2 separate regions of the Homo sapiens genome follow, and region 2 is linked to region 1. Evidence: chromatin contacts called from ENCODE Hi-C or POLR2A ChIA-PET data. All regions are on one chromosome and are shown on one strand. The core of a region is the stretch at or near the end of the contact, and the rest is flanking DNA. Distances in the headings are between cores, read along the strand shown. Region 1 has its middle 18 kb from the start of PTPRC. Region 2 overlaps MIR181A1HG (MIR181A1 host gene).

The links. A loop is a pair of places that touch in the nucleus more often than their neighbours do. ChIA-PET counts read pairs that join two places held with the same protein, here RNA polymerase II (POLR2A). Pooled maps may share reads with other maps.
Region 2: a pooled map shows a loop between it and region 1 (4-fold over the local background). The contact joins two enhancer-like sites. A Hi-C loop is called at or near these places in 4 of 37 single-sample maps with no recorded cell type and 3 of 50 pooled maps. POLR2A ChIA-PET finds 5 or more read pairs at or near these places in 1 of 52 experiments (OCI-LY7).

What each region holds. Positions count from the first base shown.
Region 1 is chr1:198,619,914-198,623,076 of GRCh38, reverse strand. No RefSeq gene overlaps it. Among named protein-coding and RNA genes, the nearest start is that of PTPRC, 18 kb to the left of the region's middle. Within about 2 kb of position 1,421, at least 10 of the 41 ENCODE cell types and tissues checked have a DNase peak (open chromatin) inside an H3K27ac peak, as active enhancers do.
Region 2 is chr1:198,918,139-198,921,301 of GRCh38, reverse strand. All of the region lies in intron 1 of MIR181A1HG (MIR181A1 host gene), which reads left to right. Among named protein-coding and RNA genes, the nearest start is that of MIR181A1HG, 18 kb to the left of the region's middle. RefSeq lists an enhancer at 1,358-1,447. Within about 2 kb of position 1,466, at least 5 of the 41 ENCODE cell types and tissues checked have a DNase peak (open chromatin) inside an H3K27ac peak, as active enhancers do.

The DNA of each region.
Region 1 (3,163 bases), core at 172-2,671:
CCTAAGTTAGATTAAGTCAAATTTTGTGACAGAAAGTGCAAAGTCCCCACATGGGAAAAGAGTTTCTTCCACTGAAATATTCATTTACTTATTCTTTAACAAATATTTTTAGACTTATATCTAGTATATTCAAGGCACTGGCAATAGGACCCAAGAACACAAAAATAAGTAAGAACAAAGTGCACATTCTACAAGCAGAAGCTCAGTACCAAGTAGTGAAACAGACTTATAAAAAATAATGAAAATGGAGTGTGATTAAATTGTCATGGCATTGAGACCTAAAGGAGGAAGTGATCAACTATGCTTGAGTGGGCAGTAGAAGGTGCACAGGGGACACCTGTGAGCTGAGTGGGGGAAGACAACAATTAACTTCCAAATAGGGGGTTAGCAGGTAGGAATGCAGGGAGGTTTCCAAAAGAAACATCTCATTTGAACAACTGTAAGTACTTTCTTTAGCAGGCACATAATATGCAGAAGAAGAATTTGGAGAGACGAGCTATACTCAGGCACTGAAAGATCTTGAATGGGATCCTCAAAGATTTGGATTTCAATCTGTGAGCAATCAAGGATCATAAGGCATTGTAAGCAGGAGAGGCATAGGGGAAAATTTATTTTTAATAAAAATCATTCAGTCAGTAGCACAGGATGGGCTTGACTGAGAGGACAATAATCATGACACCACGATGAGGATAAGAACCAAGGAAAAAGACATGAAGCTGTAGTAGGAGCCAGAGGTGAAAGCTATTAAAAATGCCTCATCAATATGTTTGGGACTGTCAGCAGGAGGGGAGCAGTGAAAAACTCCCAGATTATCCCCAAGCATTTAGAGTAGTCAAACTGGTAAGATACAGCTGATGTGGATAAATGTAGTTATTTCTCCATTCTTGCTTAAGTCTGATTTCTCCTGTTTTGCATCTTAAAATGCTTCCTTTTTCTTCCTCTCTGCTACCAATTCATCTCTATTCTCCCTCAACAAAGAATGTACAGCTTGGTAACAATCTAATTTGTTTTTTTCTTTCATCTTCTTTATGTCATGACTCTTTCAGCAAACTTTTAATTGATATACTTTTTCTCTCTCTCCCCCTCCCTCCCTCTTCTCTCTCTCTTTCTTTTCTTTATTTTGTCCATGCACTCACAATGTGTCTCCTGACTTAAAATTCCAGGAGGGGTGGGATGTGGAGTAGAGATGTGGTGGAGATTGCTCAGACTTAAAGCCTGAGCATTTTTCAGGCTGGGTCCTCTACAACATTTTGTCCATGTGGTATCTCACCAGCACATAGTGTAGAAAGTGTCACCTTGGCCTACAAGATGTAAAACAGCTAATGGAGGGCTCAAATGTAGCTCTCCACAAACTTCTCTCTTACTTTTGATGTGGGCGGAAATGAGCTCTGCCTAAAATGCTCCATTGGTTTCGCCCCTCCTAGCTGGGTGGTGCAACTGCAAAGAATGTGCTGTGAACCTTGTGAGCGAACATTTGAGCGCCACAGATCCATGACCTGTGGCAATAACTTAGGAAACTATAAAACCAGAAGCATAGTGACGCTAACAATAGGAACTTGGCCTTTCCTTCGTCTTACTATGGAATGCCTTCCTGGCCCACAACTCAAAGGTGCCCTTAGAGTAGCATCTTCAGGAGTGCTGATGCACTTCCTTTGTGATGAACTAAACAGCCTCTACTGTGCTGCAGAGCAAGAGTGAGACAGGAACATGTGCTCACAGGAAGTCAGTGGTTCCCTTTTTAACAATACCTGCTCCCAGTTCAGCCTTTTATAACTGCCTTTCAGAGCTTTTATGTGTTGGACAGAGAAGCTGGGCTCTACTCTACTGTCCCTCCCCTCCTGTGGGACTCCTTTCCAGTGGCTGGGTAGAGGGGAGTTTGCTGGGGCAGGAAGCAGCAGAGGGAGTTCCACAGCAAAGGATGAGACTCAGCGCAAGCTCACAGCTGTGTGAGCCAAGTTCAGTGCCTAGCTTAGATTCCACCTGTGGTTGTGGTAGGGGAGGCCAGCGGAAGTGTAATTCCTTCCGCATGACAGCCGATCAAGGTTCATATGTATGTGACATGCATATTAGGGCCAGCAGTTCCTCCTAAACAGGAGAGGTCCTCCCCTCCATGACACACACACATCCTGCCCTTAGCTAATATTTACATGCTAACTCTGGACAATTCTTCATTTAAATAAAAAATGAATAATTTGAGGACACCTGAAATGGGTTGAAAATGTCTGTTATGCTTAGAGATAAATGAGTGATGACACCATGCGGTTGATTATCTCCACAATGGTAAAGAAATAATTTAAGAGAGAAAAACAAGGTGAATAGGACCAGATCAATGACAAAACTGACCTTATCTTCTTAAGTATATTATGAAGGAAAGTACATATTTTCATCTTGGCCACCTGAAGTGAGCTCTGAAGGAACTCCATTCTTTAGATCTATACTTGTGATCCCACTGATCCCAATGAACAAAATTCCTTGAGGCCTGCTCTTTCATTTGTTTCTCTGGAGCACAAGAACCAGGTCCATGTTTACTGTGTTGGAAGACAGTGATCCTCGGCCTGATAGTCTGTGCTGATATATTTAAAAGAATGTAAGTAAATCTACACTTTTCAAATAGAAGAGGAAGTATTCACGCAAATGTGTAGTGCCTCCCTGTAGACGGATATGATCAGCTATTTTAGCTGCAAGTTTACAATTGTTGACATACTATAAAGACCATACTCTCAAGAAAGCATCAGAAAAATTCACTAGTAGTGATATAGTGAATGGTAGAACTAAAAATCAAAGATCTAGGATCTAGTCTTTTTACTGCTATTAATTAGCTGAGTGGTGTTCTACAAATTGCTTGACTTTCTAATCAAGTTAGCAAGTCTCAGTTTTGTAATTGCCAAAACAAATGATTTAAACTTCAGAATCTCTAAGGTTCATATATGCCAATATTTAAATATGGAAAACATTATCTTAGTGTAAGGGCCCATTTCCCCTGAATGAAGGCATATAATGCACAAAGACAATAACAGCACAGCCAGGTTCTGGAGCTGTTTACCAGCCAAGGTGAATCCATCAACTTCCTTTGACACTGTAAGGTGTCTTCTTCTATATCAGTACCCGAAAAAACTCAAGGATCCCTCCTCCGTGGTCATTTGCATCAGTTACATAAGTAGCC
Region 2 (3,163 bases), core at 217-2,716, 300 kb before region 1:
ATACTTTGCTAATATAATTGATATTCATAATGATGACCAGAGGAGTAAATATTCTAAAGATTTAGAATTATAAAAATAAACACTAAATTGGCCAGGCACAGGGGCTCATGCCTATAATCCCAGCACTTTGGGAGGCTGAGGCAGGTGGATCACTTGAGGTCAGGAGTTTGAGACCAGAGTGGCCAACATGGCAAAACCTCATCTCTACTAAAAATATAAAAATTAGCCGGGCATGGCGGTGTGCACCTGTAGTGCCAGCTAGTGAGGAGGCTCAGGCAGGAGAATTGCTTGAACCTAGGATGCGGAGGTTACAATGAGTCAAGGTCACACCACTGCACTCCAGCCTGGGCAACAGAGTAAGACTCCATCTCCAAAAAAAAAAAAAAAGGAAAATAAAAAATAAAAATAAACACTAAACTATGTTTAGTGTGATATTATAATAAAATCTAGAGTTTTTAAAATGAGACTCCAAGAATTAATCAAATGTATCAGTTTCAGAAAAAAACCTGCATTTCTGTATCAATATTTCCTATGACATTCTTAGGGCATTTTATTAAATCCCATAATTACTTCTTTCTCTGATAGTATGTAAAAAATGTTGTTATTAGTTTACTAAAGTAATATTTTCCCCAGTTCTTAAGGATGTGCATGCCATGAAAGAAAAGAAAATCACCAAGCAGGGACATTTTCTATGTGATCAAAGAAGTAGCAGCTGCGGTAGGATGTTTGTTCCAATAAATGTACAGGCCTTTGGAAGAGTTCAGATATACTACAAATAACACTGGAATCTTAACATTCATTCATGTCATTCTCAATGTTTCAGGATCTATCTTCATCAAATCAATGATATCATTGAGAGTTTAGATGGGCATAGCATAAATACAATTAGCATAACCACTGACCACATGATCTGATCCAATACACTATGACGTATGATTTCCTCAAGAATCTTCAAGATTAGGACGGTGCTCCTTTTGACACCCTATGCCACATAGCTTTTTCAGCAAACCTTAGACCTAAAAACTAGTGGTTTCAGAATCATTTCAGAGCAGGAGAAGTGGTAGGATGCCATGATGCTCTTGGAGCTAGACAGATGAAGACAGAATACTCTCATCAAACTGTAAATTCTGGAATGGCTTGGACTCTCATAGCAGCAGTAGTTTATGGAACCACTGATTTTAGAAAATTGGTCATCTGACACCCTCCAATTGACAAGTGAGTTCTCACCACTTGTCATGTTAAAACTTGGGACTACATTTCTGAGATTCTTGTTCTTACCACTGAAGCTTGATACTAATTCCATCCCGTTCATCAATGTCACCATCATTATCTTTTTATTTCTCTATATGCCAAACAAATGTGAAAGAGCTTAGTTTGATTTTTTACTGATCCACAATTAACCTGAAGAATACAGGCGTGCCTCAGAGATTTTGTGGTTTCAGTTTCAGACTACTGCAATGAAGCAAATATTGCAATAAAGTGAGTCACATGAATTTTCTAGTTTCCCGGTGCATATGAAAGTGTGTTTACCCTATATGATAATGAGTTAAGTGTGAAATGGCATTATGTAAAAAAATTGCATATCTTAATTTAAAATATTGTTAAAAATGCTAAAGATTGTCTGAACCTTCAGAGTTGTAATCTTTTTGCTGGTTTTGGGTATTGCTTCAATGTTGATGGCTGTTAACTGGTGAGGTGGGTGGTTGCTGAAGTTTGGGATGGCTGTGGTAATTTCTGAAAATAAGACACCAGTGAAGCTCAGCACACTGATTTACTCTTCTTTTCATTAAAGAGTTATCTGTACCATGCAATGCTGTTTGGTAGCATTTTACCCATAGTAGAACATCTTTCAAAATTGAAGTAAGTCCTCTCAAAATCTGCATCTGCTTTGCCAACTAAATTGATGTAATATTCTAAATCCTTTGTTGTAATTTCAACAATATTTACAGCATCTTCACCAGGAGTAGATTCCACCTTAAGAAACCACTTTCTTTGCTTGTCCATTAGAAGCAGTTCCTCATTCATTAAAGTTTTATCATGAGATTGCAGCAATTTAATCACGTCTTCAAGCTCGGCTTCTAATTCTTGTTGTCCTGCCATTGGCACTACATCTGCAGTTACTTCCTCCACTGAAGTCTTGGAACTCCTCAAAGTAATCCATGAGGGTTGTAATCAACTTCCTCTAAACTCCTGTTATTATTAATAATTTGACCTCCTCCTATGAATCACAAATGTTCTCTACGGCATTTACTATGATGAATCATTTTCAGAAGGTTTCCAATTTACTGAGATCCCTCAGAGGAATTACTATCTGTGGCGGTGATAGCCTTACAAAATGTATTTCTTAAATAATAAGATTACACCTTGATCCATGGGCGGCAGAATAGATGCTGTGTTAGTAGGCATGAAAACAACATTAATCTTCTTGCATTAGAGCTTTATCAGAGCTCTTGGGTGACCAAGTACATTCTCAATGAGCAGTAATATTTTAAAAGAAAATTATATTTCTGAGCAGTAGGTCTCAATAGTGGGCTTAAAATACAGCATGTCAACCATACTGTAAATAGATATGCTGCCACCCAGGCTTTGTTGTTCCATTTATAGAGAACAAGTGGAGTAGATTTAGCATAATTCCTAAGGGCCCTAGAAATTTTGGAATGGTAAATGAGCATTGGCTTCAAATTAAAGTCACCAGCTTCATTAGCTTCCAACAAGAGAGTCAGCTTGTTTTTTGAAGCTTTGAAGCCAGGCATTGACTTCTCCTCTCTCACTGTGAAAGTTATAGGTGGCATCTTCTTTCAATAGAAGACTGTATTATGTACATTGAAATTATATATTTTTAGTGTAGCCACCTTTTTTAATTATCTTAGCTAAATCTTCTGGATGACTTGGTGCAGCTTCTACATCAGCACTTGCTCTGTAACTTTGCACTTTTATGTTACAGAAACAGTTTCTCTCCTTAAACCTCATGAACCAACCTCTACTAGCATCCAACTTTTTTCTGCAGCTTCTTCGCCTCTCTCAGACTTCATAGAATTGAAGAGTTAGAGTATTGCTCTGGATTACGCTTTGGCTTATGGGAATGTTGTGGCTGGTTTGATCTCCTATCCAGACCACTCAGACTTTCTCCAAATCAGCAATAAGGCTGTTTTGCTTTCTTATC